Regions from separate parts of the Mus musculus genome. Here region 2 is linked to region 1. The links are chromatin loops, found by intact Hi-C in ENCODE. Cell type or tissue: left cerebral cortex. All regions are shown on one strand. Each heading gives the region's core, and the rest is flanking DNA. Links, peaks and the distances in the headings are about the cores only.

Region 1 (8,316 bases), core at 3,678-6,177:
CCCTTGCTTTCCCTTTTCAGGAAATGTGTATGCTGAAGTTGAGCTTCACACAATGTTGTGAGTCCCTGGTTAATGAGGTCACTGCCATGGGCCAGATCCTGAGTCAATCAGAGAGCTTAGCATATGACCCTGGGTCTGTGCATCACACCTAACCCCAGGAACTGGTTTAGTAAAGCTGGGTAGTGACCTGAGTTCTAAATAGCCAGAGGGAACAGGAGGCTCACAGCTATACCAGCCTCTAGAGCTGGGCGGGCAGACACTCATGCTGACACCAATTTTACATGTGTTCTTGCCTAGTACAGCAGAACACCACCCCCAGTTAGTCCAATCACCTTTCCTTTGTCTGGTTGTAACCACAAGCTAGCAACGTTCATCTTCTTCACTGGAAAAAAACACTAGAAGCACCACCATATGTAGAATCTCTTTTTATATAAAAGGGGGAAAGCATGAACGTACACAGATGCACACCCATGTGTACACACACACACACGAGTTTCTCAATGGCACATCCTCCTGTGACCAACATGATACCTCACTCACAAATTACACAAACTGAAGGATGAAGCAGTGTAGGATCATCCAATAAATCATAAGCACACATCAAAATCTAACCCCTCAACTAAACCTGGGCCTGATCAACATCATATCAGTTTTGAATGCTGGAGTGGTTGATCTGCAAATGATGTGAGATCATTTGGAGCATAGTTATTCACCACTGATCCCTTTGCTCTCTGAGTGATTGTACTTTAATTAACATTTAGTAAAGATTGTGAGATCATCCATGAAGCGGCTCTATGTAGGGGATTCCCTGAAGCTCAGAAGAGAAAGGCAAAAAGAACCCCGTCTATTGACAGGCAATGAAAGCTGGGCACAGTGGTGTACAACAGCAATCTCAGCACTTGGGAAGATGGAGAAAGGATTGTGAGTTTAAGAGCAGCCTGGGCTATTTAGTGAGACTCAGTCTCAAAAAACAAAACAAAGCAAGCAAACAAACAAAAAGCCTAGATGATTGACCAACAACTGACTGACTGACTGACTGACTGGCTGACTGACTGACTGACTGACTGACTGACTGGCTGACTGACTGACTGGCTGGCTGAATGACTAAATATTAGAAGGGTCTATCAGCTCTTCCACTCAGGACCAGACATCAAGGCTGGAGAATGGGAGGAAGAAGGCAAGTTTGAAAGAAGACCCGCCAGTCCTGCCAGTCCTCACTCCCCGGGGTCATCCCACCAGGGCTGGCCAGTATGCCTGACAGCTCACAGTAGTCCAAGAGCAACAAAGACCTCCTCTGCTGAGAGAAAACCAGACTATGTTTTTGTCTCTAGCCACTCCCCCAGCAGCCCGGGTCCTGCCAAAGGACTGCAGGTCAAGCCTGGGAGAGCTCCAGCTGGCCCGGTTCCCCTCATAACTGCACTTGGCTTCATTAACCCAGCCCTCCCCTTCCAGCCAGTGGGGCAGGAAGCCTTCTCTGGGCCTGTTTTTCAGCCTGTTTTTTCTCTCTCTCAGAAGTGGGGCAGATGGTTGCCACAGTAGAAGGAGAGCCCGCTGGGAAGGGAGAGAGTGAGCTGCCCAGGTTTGGGATGGCACCTCAGGGCTTTGCACACAGGTGACCTGGCACCCAGTCTCCTGGCATTTCCTGGCACAGCCCTCCTGATAAGCTTAACCTTTGTCTGAGATCACTGGAATTCTGCCTCAGAAAAGGAAACACTGAACTGAGCGTGGAAAACAGGGGGAGATGGGATGATGCCAAAAACCTTGCTGGAAATCCTTAGCAGGGATTACCGTCTCCAGGATATGTTGCCCTAGACAGGGTACTTTTGTCCGGGAGCTCAGAACATCTGAAAGTCTCAGAGGTATTCTCTAACCCGAGGCTTCTCAAACTTTCTGTGGTAGAGAGCCATTTGGTGAAAATTTTCCAGTCTTTCGTAGAAGGATACATTTGTCAAATACCAAGCAAATGACTAGAAAAAATAAAATAGCAAATGACAGCATGCAAATTCATTGGGCATACCCCCTGATCCCGAACAATATCGAAGTGCTGTGTGCATTTCCAAGTCTTCACCCTCTGATATCTGCCCTGAACAGACCATTAACACATTGTTCACAGACCATACTTCGGTCTAGTCTAGACTCAGTATATGGTTCAAGTACCCAGAGCTTCGGAGCGCATTAGAAATGCCCAATCTCATGTGTCACCCAAGACCTACTTAGTGAGAATTTTGCATTCTCGAAAAGCACACCCCCCACCGAGTAGTTTTGAGTATGATACCCACCATTTGAGATATGGTGGAATTGAGCAGGCTCATTGTTTAATGCACTACAAAAGGTTTTTTCACACTCAACTTAGAGATGTCTTTGAGTAAAAAAGGTACTTTGTGTTAAAGCATCTTAGCAGAGGGGCTAAAGGAATGGCTCCGTCGGCAAAGAGCTCCTCTTTAAAAGATAAGGCTTGAACCCTAGGACACATGTGACATAAAGCCAGGCATGGTGGCATATGCTTATAATCCCAGCATTGGGGAAGTGGAGACAAGCAGATCGCTGTGGGTTGCTGGCAGCCAGCCTGACCTACTTGGCAACTACCAGGCCAATAGGAGACTCTGGAGATGGAGAGCAGGGCAAAGAGGGAGAGATAAAAAAAAGTGAATGAACAAGGTAGATAGTTTCAGAGGAACAACATATGAAGTGGTCTTCAGGCCTCCACACAACACATATACATATGTGCATATACACCTGCACACACAAGAGCACATGCATATGCATATACACATATACACATACATATACACATATACAAAAGCATATTAACTATGTTGGAGTAGAAGGCAGGTGTAAAGATGAACTCTTTTATGGATATTCGGTAACTGAGCAGAAACAAAGCAGAGAAAATGTGGAAGATGGAGACCCCCACCATGGCCGGATGATACTGTGGCTTAGAAGCTTCCAGACAAGGAATGCCATACAGGCTAGATCAACAGTGAGCCAGAAGAGTAAGAGTGAGGGGTGACAGATGGTTCAGAGCTGCTGTGAGGATAAGGAGCATTTCATAGGGTGATATGATCTGAGGTCAAGGAATGGGGGGCGACTTGATGCAGTAACTGAAAGGGCTGGCCTGAGTGGAGACAGTAGTCTATTTATTTACATCACCTCTATTGGCCAGCTGAATGTTATTCAAGGAGTTGGTTACCAGTCACTAGGCTATGCACAGTCAGCTGTAACTTCTCCCCTAATCTGTTTGGGCCATTTAAGGCTCTCCATATCCTAGTCTGTCTCCAGCATAGATCCAAAGAGGCTGGATGCTCCCAGGGTCCTCTCTGCCCTTCCATCTTTCTACATGCCACTGCCTCTGCCTCGGACTGCAGACTTGTTTCAATCAATTTCCGCTGAGTGGCAGGTTAGTATTTCCTTAATAAAGCCAACCTGTACAGGAGTGAGAAGACAGTCATGGTGGCCTGAGCCACCCCTGAATTCTCTGAGCATCATATAAGTATGACACTGACATCAGTAACTAATCCCCAATAGGAGATTCTTCCCATTCTCCAATATTAATTCTTTGATACGGGGTAACCCTTGAAACTGGGGTCTTCAGTGATCACCATTCCCAAGTCATCCAGTCAGTCTGTTTCTCTGCCTGAGACCAAAATGAGAAAAGCAGTGTTTAATAAATCCCAGGATTAACTAAGCTTAGTCACTAAATGACAGCGGCATTTTTTTGTGTATGCTTAACATTATGACATTATCAACTACTTTGACTCTCAGTTTGTGTTCAGAACACTTGCTTGTGATCATTCCATTTCCTTTGGCCTTGGCCTTGTATCTTTTGCTCCCAAAGGGGCTCCAGCCTTCAAACCCCTGAAGAATAAATCAATGTGAGTTGGGCCCCATAGCTCTTCTCTCTCACTCCCTAGAGTCCCCAGGCCTACATGCTGGGGCACACTAGCTTCAAGAGTGGCTCATGTCTAGGATTCAGGATTGTAGGAATTTGAACAAGAGATTCAGGGGATTGTGTCTCAATCCCTCCTCTAACCCAGGAAGACATTGAGGAACACTAGCCTTAATTACCTCACACTTCAAAGTGGGATACCAAGCCCTGGAACAGATGAGGGGACCTGGAGCTGAGGGTGCATAGCATAGTAACTGATAACCAACTCCTTGAATACCAGTCAGCTGGCCAATAGATATGATATAGATAAATGGCTTCTGTCTCTTGTCAGGCTAGCCCTTTCAGTTATGGAATAACTGAATAATGGAGTGCCAAGCAGCTCAGACAAGTTGTAGCCTACCCAGAACTCTGACTGGAAGGCATAGCTACAAACCCAGCTATCACAAACATCTTCTGACAAAGTAGGTCCCCAAACAAGCCAGAGTGTGACCCACTCATCTTTGTTCCTCATGGGTAGCCAGAACACCCCACCCTCAGAGCGGCCACTAGAAACGCTTGTCTGTGCAGTGTATCACTTGAGAACAGAACACTCAGCTCAGGCTCCCCTCTCATTGGTTGCTCAGGAGATGGGCTGTGACATCTTTTTTCCATTCTGTGCTTCTGGGTTTTCAGTCTTATAAAATGATGTCATCAAGAAAAAGAAAAATTCTTGGCTGGTGACTCAAAAGCCAGGGAGCAGAGGAGGCTTGTGGGGCAGTAAGGGACACAGAGGGCCAGCTCTGTCATCTCTCCTAAGCTCTACAGTCTAAGGAGTTCCCCATTGACCCCCTCCCCTTCCCTCCTCTCCTTCTGAATGAACAAAAGGCTGACGGAGCCTTGTTTCTGTCCTCCCCCAGAAACCAGGCAGCTTGACTGGAAAGATGATGTACATCCATCTAAGAGTATGGGCTATGCCTCATGTTAAGCAGGACAGGGGTGGCCTGTGTGCCTGGTAGTGTGGCCACCTTCCAAGATGACATCAGTATGGCTTCTGTGCTCACAGCTACTCATTCTACATTTGTGCTCCCCTACATAAACCACAGGGATGAATAAGACCTTACCCTGAGCCTGGAGAGGGGGAAGGACCTTAGCCAACCTTTAACCTGAGGACCGATGAATGAGCAGGGCTGACAGTGGCCACAAGGAAGGAGTCAGAGGTGGAGCATGCTAGGAAGAGACCTGAAGGATGGATATAGCCAATTCAAGGTACCAATAGTGGTGGGGACCTGGGAGACCAAATCCTATCTCTTTCTTTTCATTGCCATCCTTCTGCCAAGAATGCTTATGACATTGTTCCCTGTCACCAGGTGGCTTAGAAGTCCATAGAGGCTCTGAAGACTATGGAGCTCAGTGAAAGACCCAGGACAGGCACATGTGTCAAAAGCCACCTGAGCTTGTTTTGTTCTGTTCTCTTCTGGTCCTTAAACCCACTCAGCCCATATTATGAAACCAATAAGTAAGTATAAACATGGAGAAAAAAATTGGGCCTTTAGCATGGTGGGGACAAATGAGGTTCTGATATATTTCCAAGTGGGAATGACATGAGGTATTCTTTTCAGATATTCATGGTTTCAGATATGTCTTTTAAGCGTAAGGTATTTTCCCCAGCCCACCCTTCATTCACTTCCAGAGTTCTCCTCTCTGAGTCCCCAGCTCAGATTCACCATACCCTGATAAGTAGCTCAGGAGACAGGGACGTTTTGGATGGGTATCAGATGCCCAAGACGTTTAAGTTGCTGTCTGGTCTCATTGTTCTTCTATATAGGTTGGAGTGCTCAGCCTCTGTGCTATCAAGTGCCTGGCTTAGCAGCTGCTGTGGAAACAGCCAGTATCTAACCTGCTCTGGGCCATCCCAATGGAACCTTGTCAGAGACTGTGGATATCTAATAAATCACAGCAAAGACCCCAGGCCAGTCAGTAGATACACATGGATATTGTTGTTTGCAAAACTTCAGTGATACTCAGATATGCTGCCTCTGTGCCAGGTGAGCAGCCAGGTCTGGGTCTCTAACAACATAGAAACCTCTCTTCTCAAGTTGAGAAGACGGACCACCTAATCTTCCCCAGCAAGGTCCTGTCTGCCCCTCTTCACCCCATAGACCAGTTACATTAAACTGTGATGGAACCCTGCTCTAATTGTTAGTTGCATGCTCTGTGGTTTCAAAGACTATTCCCCACCAACTGCTTGGAGATATCTACTGGCTCATCACAGCTAACCTGTGCTCGCTCTGTACCTGTGTAACATGTCCATCATTATAGCCAATTTCAGTGGTGGCCCTCAGCTCCTTCACCCATAGGGACACTTTCTTTCTCTCTCCAAGGTTCCTGAAGGTCATCACTCTGACTCCCCAGCCAGACATTGCTGCTCTAAGTTAAGAAGTTTGCCCTTCTTATAAGGCTATCAGGCAAACACTGAAGACACTTCCAGGCATGCAGTAGAACTGTTGGTTGGGGCTGATTTCTTAAGAGGGTGTCATGAACCCAATGGCAGAGCCATGAATGGGAAGAACACAGCCTCACACTGCAACTGGGCTTTGTAGCCAGGGCTAAGAGCCCACCAAGCTCATTGCTCAGCTCCTGATCTTATTATCCCAGCATCTTCTTATTCTACTTGAGAAGTAGTTACTGAGATCGCACCAGAGGCCACTGTACAGCGAACTGAGAATTGAGAGGACAATGGTATCAGACATGGTATCAACTCTCTGGAGATGCCAGAACTAGGAAAGACAGAAGAAAGGATAGTAGTGTTGAGGAAAGACTGTGCTACGTACCCATGGCTGAGGCTCCAGACACCCCAGGAGTGCAAAGAATGCCCAGTACAGTGGGCTAAGGGGAAGCCAAATTCATCTAAGATGCCAGGACATGGATCCCTCTTCAGAGTGGGGATATAAAGCCTGGGGTTGCCTGAGAAGCCTAGCTGTGCAGCCAGAAGCCACCCCGCCACCAGACACATTACCAATTCCAGGCACAGAGCCCATAAGACCCAGGCCACCCATTCACACCACAGTGTCTTCTTTATTTTTTCTCATGCTAACTGGCCTCCCTGTCTGACCTTCCCCAATCCTCCAATAACCTGGGTGTCTGTCTGGCTAGCAGCCACCCAGAATTTATTTATTTTAATTTTTTTTCCAAGCCCTGGCTGAGACCCAGGACACATGGGAAGGGGTGGGGAAAGGGGGATGGGCTCAGCTTATGCTAAACCTGCTCTCCCATTCAGCCACTGTGCTGGGCAGCCAAGTTGCCTCTGAAGTGATGCCCAGCCGGGAAGGGCTGCCTCTGTCCTACCCTCTAGGGACTGCCAGGCTGAACTAGTACAGATGGCACTGGCAGATGCCAGCATCAAGGGAGCTCCCTCCTCCTGGCTAATGAGGGAGCAGGTGAGAGAACCAGAGAACCAGACCAAGGGTGAGAAGTGGAACAAACATTAAATTAAAATTAGGAAACCTGGATTCTAACCCCAATTCTGTAACTAATAGGCTGGGTGATAGTGCACAAGTCACATTGCATCGGGACACCTCTCTGAACTTGAATGTCCCCGTGATCTGGGCCCATGCCTCTGTTCTAGGAGCGAGCATACTGATTTGATAGGAGACAGCTCAGGTCCTGATTTCTATACAACTGACCTGCTGGGGAATCCTGGGCAAATCCTGTTAACCTCCTGCTAATGATAGCAGACTATGAGAGGTCACATCCCATATAGAATGGGGCCAAAATGAAACTAACACAAAGGGCTTAGGCCACCACTGGATTCAGGATGGAGTCAGAGGATTTATGAAGCCCAACACAGGAGTCCAGTGTGGAGTCGGCAGTCTGTCCACCTATCCCATACTGCTCTGACCCACCTTCCATGCTTTCTTGCCCTTATTGGATCTCTTATAACACAAGTCTTCTATGGCCATCAGTAGCTTAGATCTAGCAACCTACTAAGCTCTCAATCTGGGAATTATCAGCCTTTGGGGACCCAACTCCCCATCACATCCTCATGTGGCCTTCCCTTTGGGAGCAGTGGGCTACTGCATGGTCCTGTAGATGTACATCTCATCCTCCTGCAGGCCCACAGCAAGCAGACCTTAGCCAGCAAGAGGGGCATTTGAGCATTTAACTGCACCTCTCCCACTTGGAAGGGATGGAGAAATGTCAAACAACAACAACAACAACAGCAAAAAGTGCTTTGGGGCTAATATAAAGGCTGGCTTGGCAGCTGCTCCAGACTTCTCGGAAGTACAAGACAGAAAATCAGTTTCTCATATGCTAGTACACACACTGGAGGATGAGGAAGGTTGGTCGTTATCTGGGGCAGAAAGGAGTTGGTAGAGTTAAGGACAGACTAGGCAGGAAGTTGCTTTAAATGTCAATACTATCAAAGGAGGATACAAATGAAAACCTGGAGA
Region 2 (8,316 bases), core at 2,786-5,285, 53 kb before region 1:
GGAAAAAGGGGGAGTGGCTTGTGTGTGTGTGTGTGTGTGTGTGTGTGTGTGTGACAGAGAGAGAGATGTCTGTGTCTGTACACACACACACACACACACACACACGTGCGCGTGTATGCTCACAGGCACTTCTACTGCTAATAGAGAAAGCAATCCCTGGCTGTAGTTGGTCCTCAGCAGCTAACACTGATGGGTATCTTTAAGGAATTGTCTACATTTGTAGAGGTGCTGTTCCATAAGGGTTGGTATTCCCACAAAGTGAGAGCTGAGATTTATGGGGCTCTGGGAGAACACCTAGAACATGGACACTCCCCCAAAGAAGGAAGCAAACACTGTATTTCCTTCCTGGAAGATATTCTGAAAGAAGATACTCTCCAAGGCTTCACCAAGGACATTTCCTTGTAAACCATGATGGAAACACCTCAAGGGAGGCCTGGCAACATTAGCATTACTCAGGGATCCTTCCGTACATCCCCCACCCCTGCCACCCCTTTCCTCCAAAAAGAGAACTCACCTAATTTATTAAAGTCCTTCAAACCAAACAGGGCTTTGCTTACATATTTAGTTACCGTTTGCATGCTCATTAGATGCATTTAATAATTGGGATGATTTTATAGCATCTCAACCTTCTTATTTCTGCACTATGAGTCATCTCTCTAATAGAATTCTTATGGCCTGGTATAAGATACAGAAGCAGCAGGGGGTGGACAGAAGTAGACATATTTTTTGCACAGAGAGCGGTCTCATGTTTATATTCACGAAGAACTAGACCCTCTGCTAAGAATCACCCCCTGGTGCTTTGTGAGCTATTTTGCTCACTGTAGCAAGAGACACTTTGGATCCTGTGGCCTGATAGTAACCAGTGGGAAGTCCACGTTCAGGCTCAGAAAGGACATTAGGGCAGCATCGGGGCCGGACCACATGGGTGGCACAGCAGAGCACAAGGATCTCAAATAGCCCGCCCCTCTTCACTAGAGGAAAAATAGTTTCCCTGATATTTCTTCAAGCCTACCTTCAGACAGCCCACGGAGCAGTGGCTGGGATGCCAACATTGGCTATAACAAGGTGGCTGTCCACAGGGGCTAATTTATTTCAGATGTTACTTCAAACTCTTTAATAAAAAATGCAAGCTCTGTGGTTCTCGTTACCGGGTCTTTCTGTTAACCAGAATGCCAGCGCGTTACCCTGACAGTTCAACATTGGAGATAAGTGTTCTAAGCCCTGTGAAAGTCTGCACTGCTTCTGTTAATTAAAAAAAATTAGTCAGCATAGTTTTATTTTGAAATACAACTTACTGTCTCTTAATCTCTTAACAGTTCATCCTCCTTGGGCTGTTTGTATCCCAAGCCGAAGGCAGACTTAAGCACAGTCTGCGAGGCTGCTGGTTATACCCACTTCTACAGAGACCACAACGTTAAAGTTAGGGTTCTGAGGCTGGGAAGGGGAGGAGGATCAGTTGGTAAGTGCATGTCTTCCAAGCAGTGCCAGGAACTGTGTTTTGACCACTAGAACTCAAATAAAAATATCGTACATGATTGTACATGTCTGTAAACCCAATGTTAGCGAGGTGGAGACAGGAAGATCTCTTAGTCCACTGGTTAGGGAGTCTAAGCCCAGTGGGTGAGACAATGAGAAATCCTGCCTCAAAAATTACAGACAGCCTTCCTTCCTGAATAATGACATTTAAGGTTGTCCTCTGCCCCACCTCCAAATGTACCTACACCCACCCATGCTTGCCACTTGTGTGTGCATACATACACACACACACACACACACACACACACATACGCGCGCATACATGTGTCAACAAAAATTATGAAAAGAAACAAAAGGTTCTGGGATCATGAGCAATCTGAACCTTTGAGTGCAGAAGGAAGACACTAAATAAACAGTGTTCCTTTTTCTATAACAAGGGGGTGGCTCAGCAATTGCCAAGGTCTAATTATTCTATGATGTGCTGACTCGGAAGCCTGTGTTCTCTGTCAGAGGTTGTTCATTCCCAATGCCACCTTCCTTTTCTGCCCTGCCCCCATCACAGAGTTCATTTTCCTTAAATGACTCAGCCTTGTTGGGAGGGTTTCTAGTACTTTCATCATGGGGCTCCCTGAACTAAAATAGAAGCCTCCTCAGCCCTGATTTTATCATTAAAGTTCAAGGCCACCCTACATTAAATTGGCATATTTTGACACTGTCCGTGAAATGATGAGTTTCAACTGATGAAACAAAGACATTGTTTTCCTCTCATTCAAACCCAGCAAATGCAGGTTCATAGCATCTCTACACTGTGACTCTAGGGCCTGCACCCAAAAGCCCATATTCTATCTGGTTTGCTGCTTTCTGTGAAGACAGTCTCCCCATTCTAGAAGGGGATGGGGGCCTGCTGATACCTTTGGCAAGACCAGCAGAGCCACTGGGCTACTGTCTGCTGAGAAGGAAGACACCATGGGCACAGAGATAAACAGCCTCCCAGACTGAGAGAGACGTTGCCAGACCTTGGAGGAATGAAAGTGGGGATGACATATTCTTTATCATCTGCTTGCCTGCCGCTCATGGCAGCTACTGAGGACCCAGCTGAGAACAAGAGGGAAAGCCATGCTCTCACGAAAAGAGCTTCTGCTCTCTAAGTAATCTACTCCTGTTTCTGGATTTAAGATTTCATTAGCTCCATTAGGAACACAAATACGTATGCCAATAGCTTTGTTTCATCCAGAGCAACTGATGGTCTATCCCCCAATCAGCTAACGGGCTTTAATCCTGGCCAGATCCAACATGCTGAGCATATGATCCAAGCAGCATACATTTTTTCTGGATTCTGCCTTTTCCATAAGTATCATTCCCAAGTTCTTGATTATATAGCCTGATGAGAGGTTTGGAGTAGGAGCTTCAGAAATATGCCCAGTGGGATCTGTGCATGTACAGTCTCTCCCTACTTGGTATCTGTTCTAGTTTGGGTCTGACATATGCCCCCTCCAAAGCTCCTACATTGAAGCCTTGATCTCCACTGCATTTGTGTTCAGAGAGGGACTTATGCAAAGTGATAGGATCACAAGAACTTTGACTTCATGAGTGGATTGACCCATTGATGAACTTTATAACTTAAAAGGCTATGGTGAGTCAAGTTCTCTCTCTTCCTCCCTTTGCTCCCTGTTCAGCATCAGGTAAACAATGTGTCAACATGCTCCTGCTGCCATGATTTTCTGCTTCATGACTGGCCAACTATGAACCGAGCCCTTTGAAGCCAAGTAAAGCTGTCCTCCTCTCAAGTTGTTGATCTTGGGAGATGGATTAGACAAAAAGTGCCTGATTTCATAACCTGACCACTCTGCTTTTCTCCATTGAGAAGTTTCTGGATGTATTCTGTGAGTTTCCTCAACGAGGATACAGATGAGATGTACATTTCCTAAAGATTTACTTCATGGAAGGTGTGGGCCTCCTGGGTAGGGAGGAGCTGGTTGGATTCGTGTCAGCATAGTAACTATACTATACTACTCAAGGCAATCGGCTGACACTGGGGAAAGGATCGTTTTGGTGCTTTCAGTCCCTTGTCAGTTGGCCCTGTGACCTTCGGGTCTGTGATAAGTCTCTATACTACAGCTAGAATACTGGGTTTGGTTTGTCTAATGACCAGAAACGAAAGAGAGATTGAGGTCCTTACATCACTTTCAAGGGCACATTCCCAATGGCCTAACTCTTCCATTAGATGCCACGTCCTTAAGGTTCTAGTCCCTCCTCTCCAGGCTAGAGAACACATTTTAATGCATGAATCTCGGACGACATTTAGATTCAAATAGCAGCAGTGGCCTGCCAGCACTCTTCTTGCAAATCAAGCAAACGACTAAGTTGAGGTGAGAGACAAGGGAGCACACAGAAAGTAAAAGTGGGATTTGAACACACAATGTTCACACTACAGAGCTCTCTTCACCAAAATGCCTCTCAGCAAAAATGACTGTGTACCTACCTATAGCTTCTTCATTGTCCTGCCTGTCTCTCCCATTTCCCAGACCAAAATTTATATTCCACAGGGGTAGCAGCCAAGTCTCTGTTGACTACGGAAATAACTCCTGTAGGTCTAAAAATTAATAGCCAATCAGAGCAGCCACGTTGCTGCTATGTGGACTTCGTCTCCTACCGCAGCCAGCTTCCTGCCTCTACTCACTCCCTTCACACCCAGGAAATGTGGGACTTGGAGCCAACAAAAGCTGCTTCTCTCAATCCACTCTGCTGTTGTAATAACAAACCATAAAATTAACTAAATTTCACCACAGTGTAATATGCTGCATAAAAGCTGTGGCAATGTGTCTGCGGGGCAGAGGAGGGCTCCATAGAAATCCGTTTCTCTTTATTGCATGGCTGACACTGCAGTTTCTCCCCTAGAAAGATGGGGGGGGGGGAGTGTCACATGAGCAAAATCAGAATAGATATACTTCAGATACCTGTTATGAACACATGTACGGTAGACTGACAGGCAAATCAAATCTTACAGGAGTTCTGTACACATGAAATGTCAGACACATATTCCCCGCTGTGAAAGCACCTACAACTGTATATGTGAATACTTGCATACTTGTGCAGAAATATAAAAACAAATGGTACAGCTATAGCTGGTTTGGAGACATTCGTTCTTGCTCAGCACTGGTGCTCAAGGGGTTATTAGACAGACTGGGAGATATACTCGTCTCTTTGCAAGCTTTTTTCCACCAGTAGATACATCACAGCCCTCTGCCATCAACCAATAAACCCCAGTTATAGCAAGCTTAAACTATATTGTAGAAGCAATGTTTAAAATCTGGAACACTCTCTGCCTGACCTAACTCTGAGAAAGAAGCCATCCAAAATGACACAAGCAGCTGCCATGCCCAAGTGAACAGGAAGTAATCAGCTTGAAGGACTATGAAGCTCTGCTGTGAGAGCATGTCTAGGCTGGACAAAAATGTCCCTTGCTCACTAACTGGGGTTTTCTTCACACTGGGAGAGAAGGGTTATGTGTGGTGGTGGCAGGCCAAGAAGTCATTTCCGGCAGCTGGGCATATCTGGCTCATTGCACTGACCCTTGCAGCTCCCATAACCACCAACCCCACAAGGCAAAGCAAGGATGTTCTCCTGATTGTCAGTTCTAAGTCCTTCCCAGAGGAGCAAGCTAAGCCTGGTAATTCTTGTGCCGAGGGGAAGCAGCTGCTCATCACACAGACACTGTAGAAACCTGTTATTTACCTCTGGAACTAGCTGCCTCTCAAACCCACAGCCACTTCCACACTCACAGAACCCATGTTCCCAGCTGCGCACTACAGTGAGGGCATGGTCTGCTAATGTCAGCTTCAGAAAGGATTGTGGGATGGAGGGCTGTGTATGTCTTGGAGAGAATACCGGAATAAGAGCCAGGAGACCCAGGTCTATTCTGCCTCTGTGGCCAGCATGGGGAACAGAACAGTGAACACCAAATTCCCCTTAGTCCCTAATGGAGACAGTGACACTTTTGTGGGTCATTGAGGCTCCTCTAAACTCTTACTACTCCAAGGTAGCTTCAGATCCCTTTAAAATTGAATATGAATGCCAATTCAATTCATTTCTTTTCTTTTCTTTCCCTCCTTGTAGGGGTAATCTCTTGTGTATGGAAGCATCAAGTTATCAGAGCCATCAACTACTAAGGCCAGCTAAAACATGGTGTTTTATGCTTTTCATGACATGAGCTGTTTCATGCTTTCAGGACAAATTGTCTTTCAAAGGCTGCCAGCAGAGTAATTACACAGATATTTACACAATGATTATCTGACATCCTCACCCTCACCATAGGAGGATATTCTATAGATAGCCACACAGCCTCCTAGTCTAGCCTGGAATGTCTCTTAAGAGAAACAATGCTTAGCATTCAGTCAATAATTGCTTAGTGACCACACTGCAAATATCAGAGGGTGACAAGAGTCTGGCTCTGGAGACATACAATTGAGTAAGACACAGGGCCTGTCTTCAAAAATAAATGGAAAGCGATGGTCCAGCTGTCCACTTTGCTCATCCAACACTAGACGGACAAAGAAAGAGCCATTTTCTCCCTGAGAAGGCATGTGACATTCAGATGTAGCACTGTTCTCTATGACAGCACCTTTCAGGGATATGGAGGATATGGAAGATAAATGGAGGCCTACAGATATGTTTGTGATGAGAGGCTCCACCCTGCCATTCTCGCAATGGGCTCAGATGATCTCTTGGTGAAGGGATGCAGAGTGCAATGGTGTTCTTATATCTGGTCCTTTCAAACACCAGATAAAGTGAAGCCTGGTGAAGAAAGAGCAACATGTGGAACATAGAATGCCAAGACCTCTACTTCCCCCACCTCTGAGGACAGTCACATAGTGTTTAGCCAGATTACAGGTTCAACTTTCTCTCTCCTGATAAGAAGGTTCTTGAAATTCCTCTTTATGTAAATGAAGCATTCCCAGGCCTCCATCCTAGCCAATAGCTATATCCACCTTGGTATTTCCTACCCAATCCCCAAGACCCATATAGCCCTTGTTCACCCTGAATAAAGTTTAGCTGTGTGGTTAAAGATGATACTGGAAGTCAATCTATCTGTCAGTATTCATGCCAACTGAACCCTACTCTTCTCTCAACCCCCATCCCTTTCTCCTTGAGGGCCAATGGCCAACAGCTCCTGGGGAAAAGGGAGGGTCACACTTGCCTGGGTTTCCTTACCCTTGTCCCCACAACAGAGAGACCCATGGATTTAGCATCCCCACAAGACAGCTTTGCTTAATAGAGAAAAACAGACAAGAGGGCACAGAGACAAATGAGGAGCAGTAAAAGGCATGAAAAAGAGAGCATCACCCTCAAGTCCCATTTTCTGCCACCAAGCTCATTCTGTTGAGTCCACAGAGCTGTGCAGAGACAGGAGATGCAGGCTGGAAGAAGTAGATGTCAAGAGTCTCAACCACAACCCCGGGGAGTTAGGAAGTCTGAGGTCTCCTGTCAGATCTGAGTTGTATCGGAAGACAACCGAGCATATTTTATAAGCATTGGACAATTCTTTGGAAGAACAAGGGGAGAAATAGCAGCAGAAAGCTTTCTCCAATCCTTGGGCCTTGCAGCCTTTAACACACCACATTTCATCCAAACTAAGGCACCAATTGTACACCATGCTATAATTTTATGTACTACTAAAATAGAAAGAAAAAAAGCAAAAAACAAAAAAAGCACTAGCAATTAAGTATGACAATGCATTGATTGTAAGATGCACTCAGTTTCAGAGATGTTGAAAATGGGAGGGAAAAAAACGTGTATTTTAGAATTGCTAAAATATAGTCAAACCTATATCTTTTACAATAGGATTCAAGCCCTTTGCAGAATGGGCCTGATTGATGTCTCCACCTTCTCTTCTCTCTACCCATGAGCCAGTGCTTCATTCAGCCAGACCCATTGTTCCTTCACCAGCTCACTCACACCTTCTCCATCCACACACAAATCGATGCTTGCACCTTTTACCCAGAATGTAAATAGACACGGCTCTCCATCTGGAAGCACCCCATGTTTTGTTCTCTCTTCAGCATGGCCCCTGCCCTGTTCCTTTAGAGCATACTCCTGGGTATTTGGTGGATTATTGTTGCTGTTTTGAAGCTTTTTCTTCTTTCAATATATTTTAAATCTTCTTGGGGAAGATGAAATAATAATTTAATATTATTAAGCATCTACTGGGTGTCAGATAATTGAATTTTACACACACACACACACACACACACACACACACACACACACACACACACACACACAGAGGCATGCATATATGACCAGGTGAAATACTGATAACCAATATTCAGTTGAAAACATCATAAGGAAAAAACAAAGAAACAAAGCAAGAATTTAACATACTGATCATCTTAGATAAGCCTAGCTTGGGTGTAGTTACTTCTCTCATCAGTGTGGCCAAAGCAAATAAAAGGAGAATGGATTTATTCTACCTCATGGTTAAAAGCTACAAGTCCATGATGATAAAGGCATGGCCTCTGTCTATGCCAGAGGAGCTATGGGGTAGCTGGGTCACATCTTGGTAGATCAGGAAATAGAAAGACACAGGCTCAGTAGAGCCAGGTTATATTCGTATTGAGCCTTGTCTTCACACCAATGGAGTTAGGAACCATTTATCCCACATAGAGAATTGGTACTAATGTTATCTATTGAAGAATGTGGGCTATGGATAGTCACTTCGCTGAGTTCATTCAAGCTACTGACTGTATTTCTTAGTCAAAATAGTACTCAGACACACTCTGGGAAACACCATTGTCCATTTTTAGATGCTTTGCACCCAAGGGGCTTTAAGCATGGGCCCCA

Evidence for each region. Peaks named below come from ENCODE experiments on the same cell type or tissue, not always from the same donor. Only the 100,000 strongest peaks of a DNase experiment are listed, where the experiment ranks them.
Region 2: it touches region 1 in a loop (3-fold over the local background); 2 of 42 quality-filtered maps call a loop at or near these places.

The regions. Positions count from the first base shown.
Region 1 is chr6:32,395,892-32,404,207 of GRCm38, forward strand. All of the region lies in intron 3 of Plxna4 (plexin A4), which reads right to left. Among named protein-coding and RNA genes, the nearest start is that of Plxna4os1, 110 kb to the right of the region's middle. In left cerebral cortex, for the core only: no CTCF peak of the experiment used is centred there; no DNase peak of the experiment used is centred there.
Region 2 is chr6:32,344,176-32,352,491 of GRCm38, forward strand. The region is part of intron 3 of Plxna4 (plexin A4); the gene reads right to left. Among named protein-coding and RNA genes, the nearest start is that of Plxna4os1, 160 kb to the right of the region's middle. In left cerebral cortex, for the core only: no CTCF peak of the experiment used is centred there; a DNase peak (open chromatin) is centred at 4,132.